Linked DNA regions of Homo sapiens: region 2 is linked to region 1. A link is a loop called in an ENCODE intact Hi-C map of the cell type or tissue named here. Cell type or tissue: PC-3. All regions are shown on one strand. Links, peaks and the distances in the headings refer to the core of each region. The heading gives the core; the rest is flanking DNA. Region 1 holds the start of GLIPR1-AS1 (GLIPR1 antisense RNA 1). Region 2 has its middle 150 kb from the start of ATXN7L3B.

Region 1 (7,885 bases), core at 1,784-6,783:
TCTTGATGTATTCATTCAACACTTTAGCTTTGTCTTCACTGGAGATAGACTGGCATTGAGAAAAAATGTTGGTGTATAAAATGGAAGATGACTCAAATTCGACATTCTGTTGCTGACAGTTCAGCTTTATAAAGTTTAGAAATAGTTTAATTAAAGTATCTGGGCAGGGTAGAGGATTACTTGGATTTGATAGTGCTAGGATTTCTCACTAGATGGCGCTACTGATCTTATTTTAGTTTTTCTCTTCCTGCCTCCTCCTCTCACCCTCTTGACAGCTTTATTTTATTTATTTATTTATTTATTTATTTATTTTTTTGAGACGGAGTCTCGCTCTGTCGCCCAGGCTGGAGTGCAGTGGCGGGATCTCGGCTCACTGCAAGCTCCGCCTCCCGGGTTCACGCCATTCTCCTGCCTCAGCCTCCCAAGTAGCTGGGACTACAGGCGCCCGCCACTACGCCCGGCTAATTTTTTGTATTTTTAGTAGAGATGGGGTTTCACCGTTTTAGCCGGGATGGTCTCGATCTCCTGACCTCGTGATCCGCCCGCCTCGGCCAGCTTTATTTTTATACTCGCATAGAACCATGGAAATGTGACCTGTTTCACAATTTCTGTAGTAGGTTTCATATATGTTACAATGTTACCATACTCCCGATAATGAACCAGAAGAGCTCATACCGAGAATTGAAAGGGAAAGATGGTAGGAAGGGGTTGTGGGCCTATAAGGGAGACATCTTCCTTCCCTCTGGGTTCCCCAGGTGCAGTGCTTTTGTAAGAAAGGTATAAAGAGTGGTTCCTGGTTCTGAAGAGCTTGCTAAAAGAGAAAACACTCTAAAAGCATCTTGCTGAGGGCATGGACTGTCCTCACAGTACTTCATGGCCAGGCAGAATTAGGTTCCAATCTTTTACCTACAAAAGGAAGAGCAATAACACTTTATAAGGATTAAACATGATGTCACATGTAAAATGCTTAATGATACACCTAAGTTCTCAAAAATGAGTAGCGCTTATAATTATGGTTTTTTGTTTACTACAGTAAGAAAACATACAACAGAAACCTGCCTGATAAAAAAAAAAATTAAAGTGTTAAGAATTTTTAAGCCTAAGAAACTTAGTGGTAAGGGAATGAAACAAGAATATTTGCTGAGTGCTTGCTATGTTCCAGAAGCTCATTTAAAACTTCAAAATAGGCCTATGGAGTTGGTATTGTTATTATCCTCATTTAATAGATAAGGAACCTAAGACCAAGGTCACACTGTAAGTGGCAAAGCTTGAATATGAACTCAAGCCTTGTGGCTCCAAAGCCCACAAGTTTAACCAAAAACCAGAGTGCCCATGAAGCTTTTAAAAAGAGACTGACTTGGATAGATAAACTGTGCTACATCCACGTAATAAATATTACTCAGCAATAAAAAGCAGTGACTACAAATGAATACAACAAATGCCTATACTAAGTGAAAGAAGCCAGATTCAAAAAGCTATATTTAGACTGATTCCATTCATATAACATTCTGGAAAAGGCAAAACTACAGAAACAGATTAATGACTGCTGGGGTCTGGTGGGGGTTGACCACAAAGGGGCTCAAGGGAACTTTCTGGGGCGATAAAAATATTCTATATCTTGAATGTGGTAGTGGCTACACAACTGTATTCTTTTGTCAAAATTCATAGAAATGTACATCTAAAAATCATAAATGTTATTGTATCTTTATTATACCCTAATAAACCTGACTTTTAAAAAAAGAGGCCAACTAAAACACACAAAATGAATGGTAACTAACATTTGCACACTTCTGAGGAAAAAGTATTAAAATGGGGAAGGGATCCAAAGATTAAGAATACTTTTGATATAACAACGCTACAGAAGAAAGTGCTGGAAGACCAAAGGATAAAAATATAAAATGAGCCAAGGTGACAATAAAGGAATAAAGACAACACTGAACACAGCATGCATAGGAATTACCTGAGGAACTTGTTAAAATGCAGACCCCAAAAGCAACTCCAGTGACTGGCATTCAGTAGGTCTGGGACAGGCCCAAGATCATTTTAAACAAAGGACCCCACATAAAATCACTTGAGATATAGAATAAAATTAAGAAATTTTAAAAATAAAACAAAACTGATTAGAAAGTAGAAGTTTAAGGATCAAACCTGAGGATTAACAACCCTTATAAAACTGGGCTTTCGCAGTGAGACAGAGGCCTAAGCTGATTCATTGCCTGTTCAGGCTGGAGTTCCCCGCAGGGGGTTCCTGGGGATAAAGAAATGTTTCTAGGGAGCACCCCTTTTAGATCATGGAGTAGGGAAGTACACTCGCCCTTGCCAAAGGAGGGTACCCTCTCCAGTTGCCAAACCAAGGAGAAGGCAGCCCACACTCTGCCCATCATCTCCCTAGTCACGTCCCCACTTCTACCACACCTTTAAATCTTGGAGAAGCTGAGACTCCAACCTCAGCTCCCCTCTTGCCTCACTTCCTACTCTCCCTCCAGGTGTCACAGGAAAGGGGTCGGGATCCAAACCCCAAGAGAGGGTTCTTGAATCTCGCGCGAGAAAATCCAGGGTGAGTCCGTAAAGTGAAGGCAAGTTTATTAAGAAAGAAAAGAAATAAAAGAATGGCTACTCCATAGACAGAGCAGTCCTGAGGGCTGCTGGTTGCCCATTTTTATGGTTATTTCTTGATGATATGTTAAACAAGGGGCAGATTATTCATGCCCTCCCTTTTTAGACGATACAGGGTAACTTCCTGACGTTGCCACGGCATTTGTAAACTGTCATGGTGGGAGTGCAGCAGTGAGGACACCAGAGTCACACTCATCGCCATCTTGGTTTTGGTGGGTTTTAGCTGGCTTCCTTACTGCAACCTGTTTTATCCGCAAGGTCTTTGACCTGTATCTTGTGCCAAACTCCTATCTCCCCTGTGACTTAGAATGCCTAACCGTCTGGGAATGCAGCCCAGTAGGTCTCAGCCTCATTTTACCCAGCCCCTATTCGAGACGGAGTTGTTAGGGCCGGGCATGGTGGCTCACGCCTGTAATCCCAGCACTTTGGGAGGCCGAGGCAGGCAGATCACCTGAGGTCAGTAGTTTGAGACCAGCCTGACCAACATAGTGAAACCCCATCTCTACTAAAAATACAAAATTAGCCGGGCATGGTGGCACATGCCTGTAATTCCAGCTACTTGGGAGCCTGAGGCAGGAGAATCGCTTGAACCTGGGAGGCGGAGGTTGCAATAAGCCGAGATTGCACCATTGCACTCCAGCCTGGGCAACAAGAGCAAAACTCCGTCTCAAAAACAAACAAACAAAAAAACAAAACCACAACAAAAAAACACAACACCAAGATGGAGTTGCTCTAGTTCAAACACCTGATACAGGGAGTAAATTTCATTTATTTTTAAAGTAAACTTCTTCATTTTCTGCAGCCACACTGGCTTTTCTTTGAGTTCTGTGAATGGGTCAGTCCCACCCAGGGATCACACAGGATGTTGCCCTCTGCTGGAAGACTCCAGACCAGCTCATCCCAGCTCCAGCTCCACCTCATTTCTTCAGAGAAAGGCACCATGCCATATATGCCCTTAGCATCTTCCACTGCCTATTCACAGTGGTCAAACCCTCACCTGATGAGTTTCATGACTGCTTTTTTTCTAAGTTTTGTGAATGTACCCACTGGTTCTAGCTCACTCAATTTTGAATGTATTTGGCACAGTTCTTATGACAAAATTGCTCAAAAACTTATGAGTAAAAAATAATTTAAAATGTAATTTGGTACTGCTGTAAAAATGAGTGCATTTAATTGCTGGCTGTATCCACCTTTAAATACTCTCTTCTTTAGGCTTTTGTGACACCAAACACTCTTGGTCAAGATGGGCTATATAATTGAATTTGTGGAGCCCATTGCAAAATGATGTGGAATCTTTTGTTCAGAAAGCAAAAGAAAAGCACCACTAAAGGTGCTAAAATATGTGACAGCACTGATCTAAACCAAGCATGGGGCTCTTTTGAGTGCTGGATCCCATGTAACAGCGCAGGTCTCTCTGTTCTTGGTTTCCCTCCTACATCACTGACCACTCCTTCAGTCTGTTTTGCAGGCTGGTTTTGTGTTTGCTTTCATTATTCCAGACTCTCATTTACTTGATCTATTATATTTGCCTGTGTGATCTAATCTTGCTCCATGTCTTCCAGATTTACATCTCTAGCCTTACCCTGTCCTCTGGACTGCAGCCACCAAGTTAATCTTCACTTGATATCTAATAGGCCTCTCAAAATCAACATATTCTGAACAAAACCCCTGCCCACGCTCCCACCTACCCTCCTCCTTCCCTAGTTTTCTCCATCTCAGTAAATGTTTCTCAGGCCCCAAACCAAAACTTTATCTCTTCCCCTCTTACCCTACACTCAAAATCCTTTTAACTTTACCTCTAAGCTGAGCCATGAACCTGATTCATTCTTGGGAGCTCCACTGGCATCACCCACGTGTGAGTCACTATCTTTTCATTCTTGTACCACTGAAACAGCCTCCAAAATTACCTGCTTCCTGTTCCCCTTGCTCTTCTCAGTCCGTTCACTTCGTGACCTAAGACATGAAAAAGAACATAGCACTCACAAGAATCTCCCTGATCGGTTTCTCTGCCTTTGACCTCACTGCTTACAACTCTCTCCAACTCATCAGATCTTGGCTTCACTTGCTTTCTTCCTGCCAATCTATAATGCCAAGCAAATTCCATCTCAGGGCCTTTCTCCCTGGTGTTCCCTCTGCTTGGAATGCTCTTCCTCCATTGTTTAAGTTTCCTGAATGTTTGTCCTGAGTGCTGCATCCTCGTCGTCCAAGTCTCAGTTCAAATGCTTCCTCTGAACACCCAAGTAAAATCAGCATCACCTTGCCAGCAATCACTCCCTATTGCATTACCGTTTTATTTCTTCATTGTACTGTCAAAAATTATCTTATTTCACACACACACACACACACACACACACACACACACACACCCCAATAATGGTAACTACAGGTCTATCCAGCTGATTTCTGAGTATCTAAACCTTCCTGGGTTTTAAGCACTCTAACTAGAGTGGTATACCTCACCATGTTTATGAAGACCTAATCATACCCAATGTTTATCTTATGGTTTTTCTCTGTTAAAAATCCTTATTTCCTTTCAGGTTGTTTGGGCAGATAGTTACAAAGTTGGCTGCGCAGTTCAATTTTGCCCTAAAGTTTCTGGCTTTGACGCTCTTTCCAATGGAGCACATTTTATATGCAACTACGGACCAGGGTAAGTGCCTGAATCAACCGGTTTATAGGAAACGCCCCCCCCCCCCCGCAAAAAAAAACAACAACAAAAAAAAACATTTTAGCAGTATTCCTCTTCATTATAGAAAATCTGGATAAAGTATAAATAAAAAATTAACATAACCTTTAATTCTTCTGCCCAGAGATATACTTAATTAACATTCTGGTACATTTTTCTTGGAGAGAGAGAGGGTGTGTGTGTGTGTGTACATCCTTTATATATACTACCTAAATACATACGCACATATTTTTAAGAGTGGTAAGACTAAAATATTCATCAGGGACATAAATTGTATATGGTAATACCACAAAGTGGAAGAACTGATGTTATATTTATTGGTTTATTAGAAACTTGGCAATTTTACACAATTTTCAAAGCAAAACAGATTCCTCAACTTATATAACCTATTTCATTTACTTTTGACAGTTGTTTTTAAAACAGATATAGTTCCCACTTTGGGAAACAGGGCAAACACCTTCCTCCTACTTTCTTTAAACTTACATATGTGTGCTTGTGTCATACACATATTTAGAAATCTGATCATACTGAAAATATACATTTTCTATTTTTCACTTAAAATTATGCTGTGAAAAATTTTCCTTTTCAAAATTTTAAGTGATTTTAATCATAAAAATGATAGATTGTTTATATAATGCTTACAATGCTCTCAGCACTGTTAAAGTGCTTCACATATATTAACTTAATCTTCACCAGAAGTTTATGAGATGGCTCCTATTACTACCCCTGTTTGGCAAATGAGAACAGCAAGGCACACACGGGTCAGCAACCTGCCCAAAGTTCTACAGTTAGTGACTATCACTGATGGACTTTGATCTGGCTGTCTAGCTCCAGAGTCCATGCTCTTGATGGTACCACCATCCTGTTGAAGAATTTAGATTGTTCACTATATTTTCATTTAATATATGATGAACAACCTCATATATGTATCTTCAGTCACTTCTATTTCCCTATAATTCCTTGAGATACTAGCACGTAAAGACTGTGACCATTTTTGTTTTAAGTACATATTGCCAAATTACATTCCACCATTATATCAATTTGTATTTCACCATCAGTACTAGGTATTATAATTTCTTAGTATTTTCTAATTTGATGGAAATGGCATTTCATTTGCTTTCTTTTGCATCTCTGTGATTACTAGTAATTATAAATTTCTTCACATAATTGTCTATTTATATTCCTTTTTCTGTGAATCATGTGGGCTGACCATTTTTCTACTAGATTTTCTTATTTATAAAAGTTTTTATATTTTAAAGGTTTTTAACCATTTGCAATATATATAATGATCTTTAATTTGTTGCCTTTGAATTTTTGGATTCCTGGAGATTGGCTGAAAGAAAGCCATTTCCCTGGTGTAATGTGCAGAAGACATGCTCGATACTCTGACTGAGTGCTGTAGGTGTGAAGGAGGAGACAAAGCGTCATTCTGAAGATGACAGCTTTGACTTAATATCTTAAGAGTTGGAAAATAAAGAAAACCCAGAAAAAACTAGACAAAGCCATAATTCAGTTAGTGGTAACTTTTCATGACTTTTTTTTTTTTTTTTGAGACAGGGTCTCTCACTCTGTCACCCAGGCTGGAGTACAGTGGCTCGCTTACGGTTCACTGCAGGCTTAACCTCCCAGGCTCAAGCAATCCTCCCAACTCAGCCTTCCTAGTACCTGAGACTACAGGCACATGCCACCATGCCCAGTTAATTTTTTTGTAGAGACAGAGTTTTGCCATATTGCCCAGGCTCATCTCCAACTCCTGGGCTAAAGTGATCCACCTGCCTCAGCCTCCCAGAGTGCTGGGATTATAGGCATGAGCCACTACACCCGGCCTCATATGACATTTTTAATGGTTAAGATACAATTAATTTACTGTGTGACCCTGGACAAGTTAACTCTGAATCTCAGTTTAACCTCCAATAGATCAGGGTTACAGGACCCATCACTTAGAGTAGCTATGAAAGTGACAAGAGAAGGCTTTGTAAAATACTAGGTATATATAATGCTTGGCAATAGTGAATGTTTTGTAAGTATTCATGATTTTTATTCATTAAAGTATAAATGTAAATTTTCCTGGTTTAGACTCACTTATCTTCAGAGTTATAAACAATATTAAATTATAAAACTTACAACCAAAGTTATAATGCTTCCATAAAGACTAACTTCAAATATTCATTTATTCAACAAATATTTGTTTTACTGAGCTCCAAAGGAGAACAGGGCAGTCTCTGTCTTTATGAGAGTAATATTTATGGGGCAAACAGATAATAAAAATACAAGTAAAATAACTGCATCATTATGGGGCAATTAAGGAACTATAAATAATACTGTAATAGAAACTATCAATAGGCAAGGCCCCTGTTTAGAATAATCAGGGAAGGGCTTCTTGTGTTATATTTAAGCTTAGGCATGAAGAATGAGAAGGAATCAGACATAAGAACTTCTGGAACAGCTGTCTAGTGGAGAAAAGAACAGCAAAACTTCCGTGAAGAAAAGTTTGGCAAGTTTAAACCACAGAGACTGGTGCCCTCGGTCTGCTAAACAGATGAAACGGGGGGAGGAAGGCAGTTGCAGATCTAGCGGGAACTT
Region 2 (7,885 bases), core at 1,715-6,714, 800 kb before region 1:
TTATTTACAGTGACTTTAAGGAAGATGCAAGGGTGTAGGTCTTAAATGAGGGGAGGGAGGACAGAGACAGCAACCAGCACTTTACTGAAGGAAAGAACTCCCCAGGTCAGAGCACAAAGACACAATTTCCCTTTAAGGGCAAAGAATTTTTGCTCTTCCAGCCTAGGAGATTATTTTCTGGACCAATATTGTCCAATAAAAATATAATACATGTTATTTTATACTTTCTAGTAGCCCCATTAATGAAAGTAAAAAGAAACAGGTGAAATGAACTTAATAATATATTTTAATTCAATATATCCAAAATATTATTTCAAATTATAATCAACATAAAAATATTAGAGATACTTAACTTTTTTTGTACCAAGTCTTCAAAGTCCAAAGTGTACTTTACACTCACATCACATCTGAACTTGGACTGTCCACATTTCTCTGCTCAGTAGCCACATGTTGGAAGTAAATGCTCAGTGCTGCCAAGTGAAAATAGCACTCAGGCAAAAGTTTTCTCAGCAAGGCAATTTACTTCTATAGAAAGGCGCATCTTGCAGATGGAGCAATGGTGAGAACACACTGAACAAAGGAAAGCAGGGGCTTTTATTTCTAATGCAATTGGTTTCTACTACTGTGTCCTGTCTCCACTCGCTGGAGCTGGACCGCACAATCTAAACTGGTCGTGGTTAGCTAATTTGAAGGGAGCAGGAAGGGGGTTACACTGGTGGAAAGGGCAGTTTTGGCGGGACGAGCCATTGTGGCAGGAAGGGTAAATTACAGGGTGAGCAGCAGATGTGGAATGTAGGCTCTGGAGATAAGGACTGACAGGGGAGTTGTTTACTGAAACCAGGACAGGGAGACAGAAAGAGTAAGAAAGTATGGCCTTGAAAGCAGGAAACAAAGAACAAGGGAACTTGGACAAGCTAAACCTTTGAAGAAATTCTTACTGTGTTTAACACACATGAGGTGTGTGACTTCAGTCCTGAACCCCACAAGCCTGTACAGTAGAGTGGTGGGCAACGCTGCTGTCCTGCTCCTCTTCAAATATTCCTTTTAACTTATCTTTTCTTTCAACTCCTGTATTATATAGAGTCAGTTGGAAGAGGTTCATTTTAAAATCTTGCCATAAATTGATTTAAAATTCCAGAACAAAATGAGCCAAAATCAGACCTTACCAAATCAAACACTCCCTTCAAGAGTTCCTAAACTTTAAGTGGAATTTTAATCTAAAGTTACTGTAGGATTTTCCTTGGAAACCATTGAGGTGGACTGTATGAGTTTTCTTTGTGGGTTGTCCTGAAAGGTGAACACTATCCTTTCCCACCTCCCAGGACATGTTTTGTAGGTGAATCTCCACACAGTGGTGGAGAATAGAACATAGACTCGACCAGTTAGCTAACCAAATAAAGTCCATAACTAGATGTATGTTAAAAGATCAGCATACATTTCCTTTTTCTCATCAAACTATCAAACTGTCCTCAGTTTGCTTTTACCTGAACTGGAGCCCATTTGTCATTCTCTTTTCCTTTAAAGCCCTTTTCAATATGAAGTTCTATGATTCCCAGTGCTCAAACACAAACACAGAGCACTATATTAGTGTTTGGTATACAGCAGTGACAAAATAGATGGTCTCTGCCCTCCTGGAGCTTATAGGCAAGAGAGTGAGTGACAGTAAACATTTGAAGTCACAAATTAGAAAGAGTTCTTGCACATTACAGAGTGTGGAAAGGTGTCTCTGAGGTATCCAGCATTTTTCTGTGATAGAAAGCTATCATTTGATTTCCTACCACAACAAAGAAACAACAAATAGCACAAGCCAAATCAAAAGGCCTTTCTTTTTACTTCTCTCATCCCTTCTTCTAACACTGTCCTGTAGAAGTCAACAGTAGAACAGCTGATGGGAAAGGAAATCAAATAATGAGAGCAAATGAGAAAAAAAAATTTCCAGGGCCTGCCTTTTGCTCTCCCTGTTGAGTCCAGGGCCACAAGTAAAGGCTGAGTTGTCATTCTCTTTTCCTTTAAAGCCCTTTTCAATATGAAGTTCTATGATTCTATGATTCCCAGTGATTATGGGGAAGAAACACTGAAGTAGGCGAGAGAGTAGGTTTTAACTCAGATTAGTTTATACGTTGTGGTACATTTTTAAACTGGACAATTCTAATTGAATTCTAATGTTAATAGCCCCATATTACCAGAGAATTATGGATTTCCCCAAAATGTTGCTAAGAGGTTGGGCATGGAGATCCGGGAGAGTGAGTGTGTAGGTAGTGGTAGGAGAGGACAAAACAGTAGTATTCTTCTGATTTTGCCTCCCACATTTGGCATATTCAATAAATAACTTACAGCTGTCTTTCTCTGTGACTCCGTTACAAATTTCTTAACAGCACGTAGGAGTTTAATATATAACAGTGCCTAACACAATGCTTAGCATCTCATTCGTTAGTAATTCCAATGCACTGAAAAAGGAAATGAATGTGTTGAATGTATTTTAGAGCTTCAGAATCTCCTCTCTCTCCTGTTTCTCCTCTTTTCTTACAACTGTTTTCCATATGCCACCCTTTAAGGCTACAGATCTCTATCATCACATAATAATCACCTGTAAACCAGAATCAGTATCTAATAGGCCTAGAGTAGTTTCAGATTTGATTGTCTGAAATTGAATCAGAATCTATATCTAATAGGTCTAGAGTAGTTTCAGATTTGATTATTAGAAATTGAAATCCTGTGCATTTATTTTGTGTAATACACCAGTTACAATGCCTTGAGACCCCTGCTACTAGGTTCCTATTAGATTCTTCCTTAAAGTTTCCCTATTGGGGGAACCTACCCCCAGTAGTCACATAGGTTCTTTTCTATTTTTCCCTAAGTGTCAGCTGGTCTGAGAAATAAAGGGACAGAGTATAAAAGAGAGAAATTTTAAAGCTGGGTGTCCGGGGGAGACATCACATGTTGGCAGGTTCCGTGATGCTCCCTAAGCCATAAAACCAGCAAGTTTTTAATTAGCAATTTTCAAAAGGGGAGGGAGTGTACGAATAGTGTGTGGGTCACAGAGATCATATGCTTCACAAGGTAATAAAATATCACAAGGCAAATGGAGGCAGGGCAAGATCACAGGACCACAGGACCGGGGCAAAATTAAAATTGCTAATGAAGTTTCGGGCACACATTGTCATTGATAACATCTTATCAGGAGACAGAGTTTGAGAGCAGACAACCAGTCTGACCAAAATTTATTAGGCGGGAATTTCCTCGTCTTTATAAGCCTGGAAGTGCTACGGGAGACTGGGGCTTATTTCATCCCTACAGCTTCAACCGTAAAAGATGGCTGCCCCCGAAGCGGCCATTTCAGAGGCCTACTCTCAGGGACACATTCTCTTTCTCAGGGATGTTCCTTGCTGAGAAAAAGAATTCAGCGATATTTCTCCCATTTGCTTTTGAAAGAAGAGAAATATGGCTCTGTTCCACCCGGCTCACTAGCAGTCAGAGTTTAAGGTTATCTCTCTTGTTCCCTGAACATCGCTGTTATCCTGTTCTTTTTTCAAGGTTCCCAGATTTCATATTGTTCAAACACACATGCTCTACAAATAATTTGTGCAGTTAATGCAATCATCACAGGGTCCTGAGGTGACATACATCCTCCTCAGCTTATGAAGATGATGGGATTAAGAAATTAAAGTAAAGACAGGCATAGGAAATCACAAGGGTATTGATTGGGGAAGTGATAAGTGTCCATGAAATCTTCACAATTTATGTTCAGAGATTGCAGTAAAGACAGGTGTAAGAAATTATTAAAGTATTAATTTGGGGAACTAATAAATGTCCATTAAATCTTCACAATCCACATCCTTCTACCATGGCTTCAGCCACTCCCTCTGTTCGGGGTCCCTGACTTCCTGCAGCATTTCCCCATCAATTTTTGAGTTCTCCTGGGTACTGCACCAAATTGACTTTAAGAACAAATCCTTTTTTATTCTCCACTCTCCTTGCTGCTTCCTTCTCTGCCTGTGACCCTCGCAAGGCCACCTCTCTGCTTCATTTTAATGTTCTTAACTCTTATTCTCACTTCCACAGTAGGCAGAAAGAAGCTGTTTTCCTTAAAATATAATCTATCTAAACTGAGATAAAGTATAAATGATGAAGAGTATTTATTTTAACTAATAAAAGAAAAATCTAAAATCCATTAAAAAAAAGGTGTGGATATTCTACTCAAGGACTTCATTATATTTTGTATGTAAACTGATACACTTTTCAGAAGATAAAGAAAATAAAGATTTTCATTAGTATTATTTTAGTATTACTTTATATTTTTGCTCTAACATTAATTTGTGTGAGCCTTGTGATGCAAATCTATGTTCACCTGTTTAATAGTTTTGTTAGCCTTCTTTTTGCACTTACAAAAAGCTTTAATTCACTTGATTTTTTTGGTGGTGGAATTGGCATACTCAAGCAATATCAGCAGCAAATCATCACTAGATGGCAGCATAACTCAATTCTTAAATACATTTCTACTGGTAATTTTTTTCTTATTAACTGGCATTTGTTTCAAAAACTTAAATGACGAAAACATTATACTGAAATAATATGTTAGTTGGTCTTAAATATTAGTTGCAAATAATCACACACAATCTTGAGAATAGGGCCAATGCATTTGTTTTACTCCAAGTAAAGAAGGCAATAGCTGTTTTAACTCTTGAAGTACATTATGTAATACTGAAGCCTAACAAGATACAGACTGAAATGCATGAATTTTGGAATCTGATACAACTGAATTTAAAACTGGCTCTGCTCTTTCCCTGTCGTAAAAATTATAAAATTTATTATCGTTGCTATTTTATCTATCCACCTCAGTTCTCAAATAATCTCTTCATAATTAGAACCTTTTGAAGCAGCATTTTCATGGGTGCATTTTAAGATTCTTTAATGTAAAATGTGAATTCTTTATTGATCTGTTCTACAATAATTAAATTTCTATAGTATCTACCATTTGTAGTATAAAAATTGAATTTCAATAATTCTAGCTTCATTATTTTATAAATGCATCATGTGAGTAAATAGTATTCTTCCACTTTATAAATGTACTTTGTTTAATTTGTCTCTCTCTCAATGCTCAGGCTAAAATGACCACACACTAGATGCTAGATAAATGCCTGTTACCCTGATTTGAAAGCGATCACTCACTGTGAAAGTGATTAATTTATTCAAGAATACCACCTCTTTACTGAATGAATAAACAGAGACTCAAGATTTTAATAGACTTTCATAAGGTCATGCAATTTGTTGAGGCAGAGCCAAGATTAGAAACAAATTATCTTCCTAATATACCACATACTGGCTCTTGTTTTGTTCATGATCATCCACCATGACCCCTAGAAACTTTAGACATAATTATTCCCTCCTTCATCCTTGCCCACAAAACTTAATCACAGATTCATGTCAAATCTATCTCCAAAAGCCTCTTGAATCCATCGCATTTTATTCATCCACATTTCCAATCTTTAGTGAGAACCTTTATTAAGTCACCTGTATAATTATGTTAGTATCTGAAATGATCTCCTGTTCCAGCCAGGGATTTCTACCATCTTACTATTTTCCTCCTTGAAATATTCTAGTTCACTTTGATGTAAATGGGAGTGTAAATCAGTGTGCTCTCAAGAGCATATTATTTTTAGTTCTCAAAATTTGTAAGAAGTGACCCACATCCTTACAATAAAGATAATGTGTTAATCTCAATATTTAAATGTCCTGGGGACTAAGTGGACACATCTCTTCATCTCATTAGAGATGTTTTATGTAACTAAAAATTTAAAAAATTGAAAAAGTAAGGAAGAAGAAGGAAAGTCGAGCTGCTTTTGTCTTCCTTTTGGCTTCCTTTTCTGCATCATTGAAACTTTAGGAGAAAGTTAGAAAACTCTTCTTTCACTGCACTGATACCTCTTGCTGAATCTAGTCAGAGATTGTGCCTCCCAGATGACAAGGGAGACAAAAGTGGAGTGATACATTTCATCCCGGGTATTATGCAGGTTCCCAATAAAACAAACAAAAAAAGGAAAACAATAAGTGGTCATCTCATCTAAAGACAGCAAAATCTTTCTAAATGAAAGCTTAGGATAATTGAGCTATAACACATGTCAAAATGAAAATTGCACCAAAGTCAAACAGGCCAGGAAGATTTTATTCAAGATGATTGTAATAGGAGAGAGAGGCCAGAACTCAGTTGGAACTCAACTCCAGTGAAACCCAGGGCTGGAGAGTTTTTAGGAGCTGAGGTTGAGGCTGCTGAGGTTGGGGGAGCTGAGGCGGGCTGCCCTTTGTCGGCTAATTGGCATTACCTCAGGGAAAAGCAAACTCTCTCATATTTTTATGACAGGAGGTACTTTTGCAACTTGGAACAAGGGGCCTTGCCTCCAAAGTTAGGCTCCTGCTTTCCCACAGAAGCTGGGAGACAGAGACACTATCTCTTTTGGTGATTATGGTTCAAAGAGGTGGCTCCCAGGTTCTTAGGAAAAACATTCCTGAATTGTGTAACTGGCAAGAGGCTTTTAAAAATACATTTCCGAGGACCAGAAAAGCAATTTAAAATTAAAAATCTCCTAAAGTAAACGCTCTAAGAAAAGGGAGGACAGAGGCCTAGAGTCAAGGAGCTAAATTAATTAAATTAATGTTTAATCAAGCTGAAGGGAACGGCAAGGTCTTCTTGGTCACAACTGATTATCAATACGCTCTCCAGCAGAAAGTCTTAAAAAGAGATGAAAAGAGCCTACCGTGAGAAAACAAACAAACAAAAACCATAACAAAACACAGTACTGCAATAAAGAACCATCATGCAACCCGAAGGGCAGATAATAGAGTTTAGCTGAATCTCTGCCCTATGTGAATTTTAAGAACAAATACAAAAACAAAAGTACAATATAGGCCTAAGAAAAATTACATCAAGGCAGAAAAGAAAACACCACCATGAAGACTTAGAGAAAATGCAGGCCTTTAGATGATTTAGTAAGAAACTAAAGAAAAATTTTAAAAAGTGCATCATTATGAATTAAGAAGATACAACTCTGATGAAATAGCAATAAGTATTCATAAAAGACTAATAGACAAACATCAATTCAAAATGTGAAAAATAATTGGATGAGAAGGATCTAACGAGCTATAAAATAAGCTAAAATAAAATATAAAGTAAATTATATATAAAGGTATTGATATTCCCTAATATAATACATTTCATGAATAGGATAAACAAAAACACTTAAAATAATAAATAATATTTATTAAGTGCTCTTTAAGTGTTAAAAGTCTTGATTTCTTAAAAAATCAATAAATTAAAGTGTTAGAAATACTGGAATATATATATTTAACATTATTAGAAAAAATAAGCCTAGGTCAATATGCCCTCATCCACTCTCACACATTTCTGTGTTTTTAATTATTTTGAGTTTCTTTTTTTTATTTTTTTGTATGTTTATCTCATTTAATAATGTTAGAGATTTCTCTTCAATTGCCTGATAATACTTGGCTGTTCCTTCATATTTAAGAATAGCACTATTGCAAACTCTGTGTGCATGAGTAGCCTTGTCAGCTAGTGGCCTTTCTTATAGGATCATCTGAATGAACTAGTTCAGGAAGGGTCTCCATCAGTAGGTGCGTTCTTACACTGTTCAGTTTTGCTTGAAATGAATTTTTAGTTCTTCTGACCATCAGGAGTTGGGATGAGGGAAAAAGGAAATGAGTAAAAGTAAATTCTTAATTATTCCTTCAGTTATTTTAGTATTCAGAGCCAGACTTTCATGGTTAAGTATACAGATTAAATTATCCCACTTTCAACAAGATTCTCCCTCTGAGTAGAGAATCTTTCCATTTCAAATTTTCCAGAGAATAGAAAACATCCACACTTCTGCAA

Evidence for each region. A loop is a pair of places that touch in the nucleus more often than their neighbours do. Peaks named below come from ENCODE experiments on the same cell type or tissue, not always from the same donor. Only the 100,000 strongest peaks of a DNase experiment are listed, where the experiment ranks them.
Region 2: a loop joins it to region 1, with 12 times the contacts of the local background. A loop is called at or near these places in 20 of 110 quality-filtered maps.

The regions. Positions count from the first base shown.
Region 1 is chr12:75,485,253-75,493,137 of GRCh38, forward strand. It overlaps GLIPR1 (GLI pathogenesis related 1), which reads left to right. Exons shown (of 6, transcript NM_006851.3): 3 at 5,154-5,266. KRR1 (KRR1 small subunit processome component) reads right to left here. Exons shown (of 10, transcript NM_007043.7): 10 at 5,611-7,885. It overlaps GLIPR1-AS1 (GLIPR1 antisense RNA 1), which reads right to left and starts at 4,569. Exons shown (of 2, transcript XR_007063373.1): 1 at 4,524-4,569; 2 at 1-906. RefSeq lists a silencer at 128-297 and enhancers at 1,889-2,390, 2,391-2,890. In PC-3, for the core only: a CTCF peak has its summit at 3,502 (motif pointing left); a DNase peak (open chromatin) is centred at 4,499; H3K27ac peaks cover 1,207 bases.
Region 2 is chr12:74,684,793-74,692,677 of GRCh38, forward strand. No RefSeq gene overlaps it. Among named protein-coding and RNA genes, the nearest start is that of ATXN7L3B, 150 kb to the left of the region's middle. In PC-3, for the core only: a CTCF peak has its summit at 4,464 (motif pointing right); no DNase peak of the experiment used is centred there.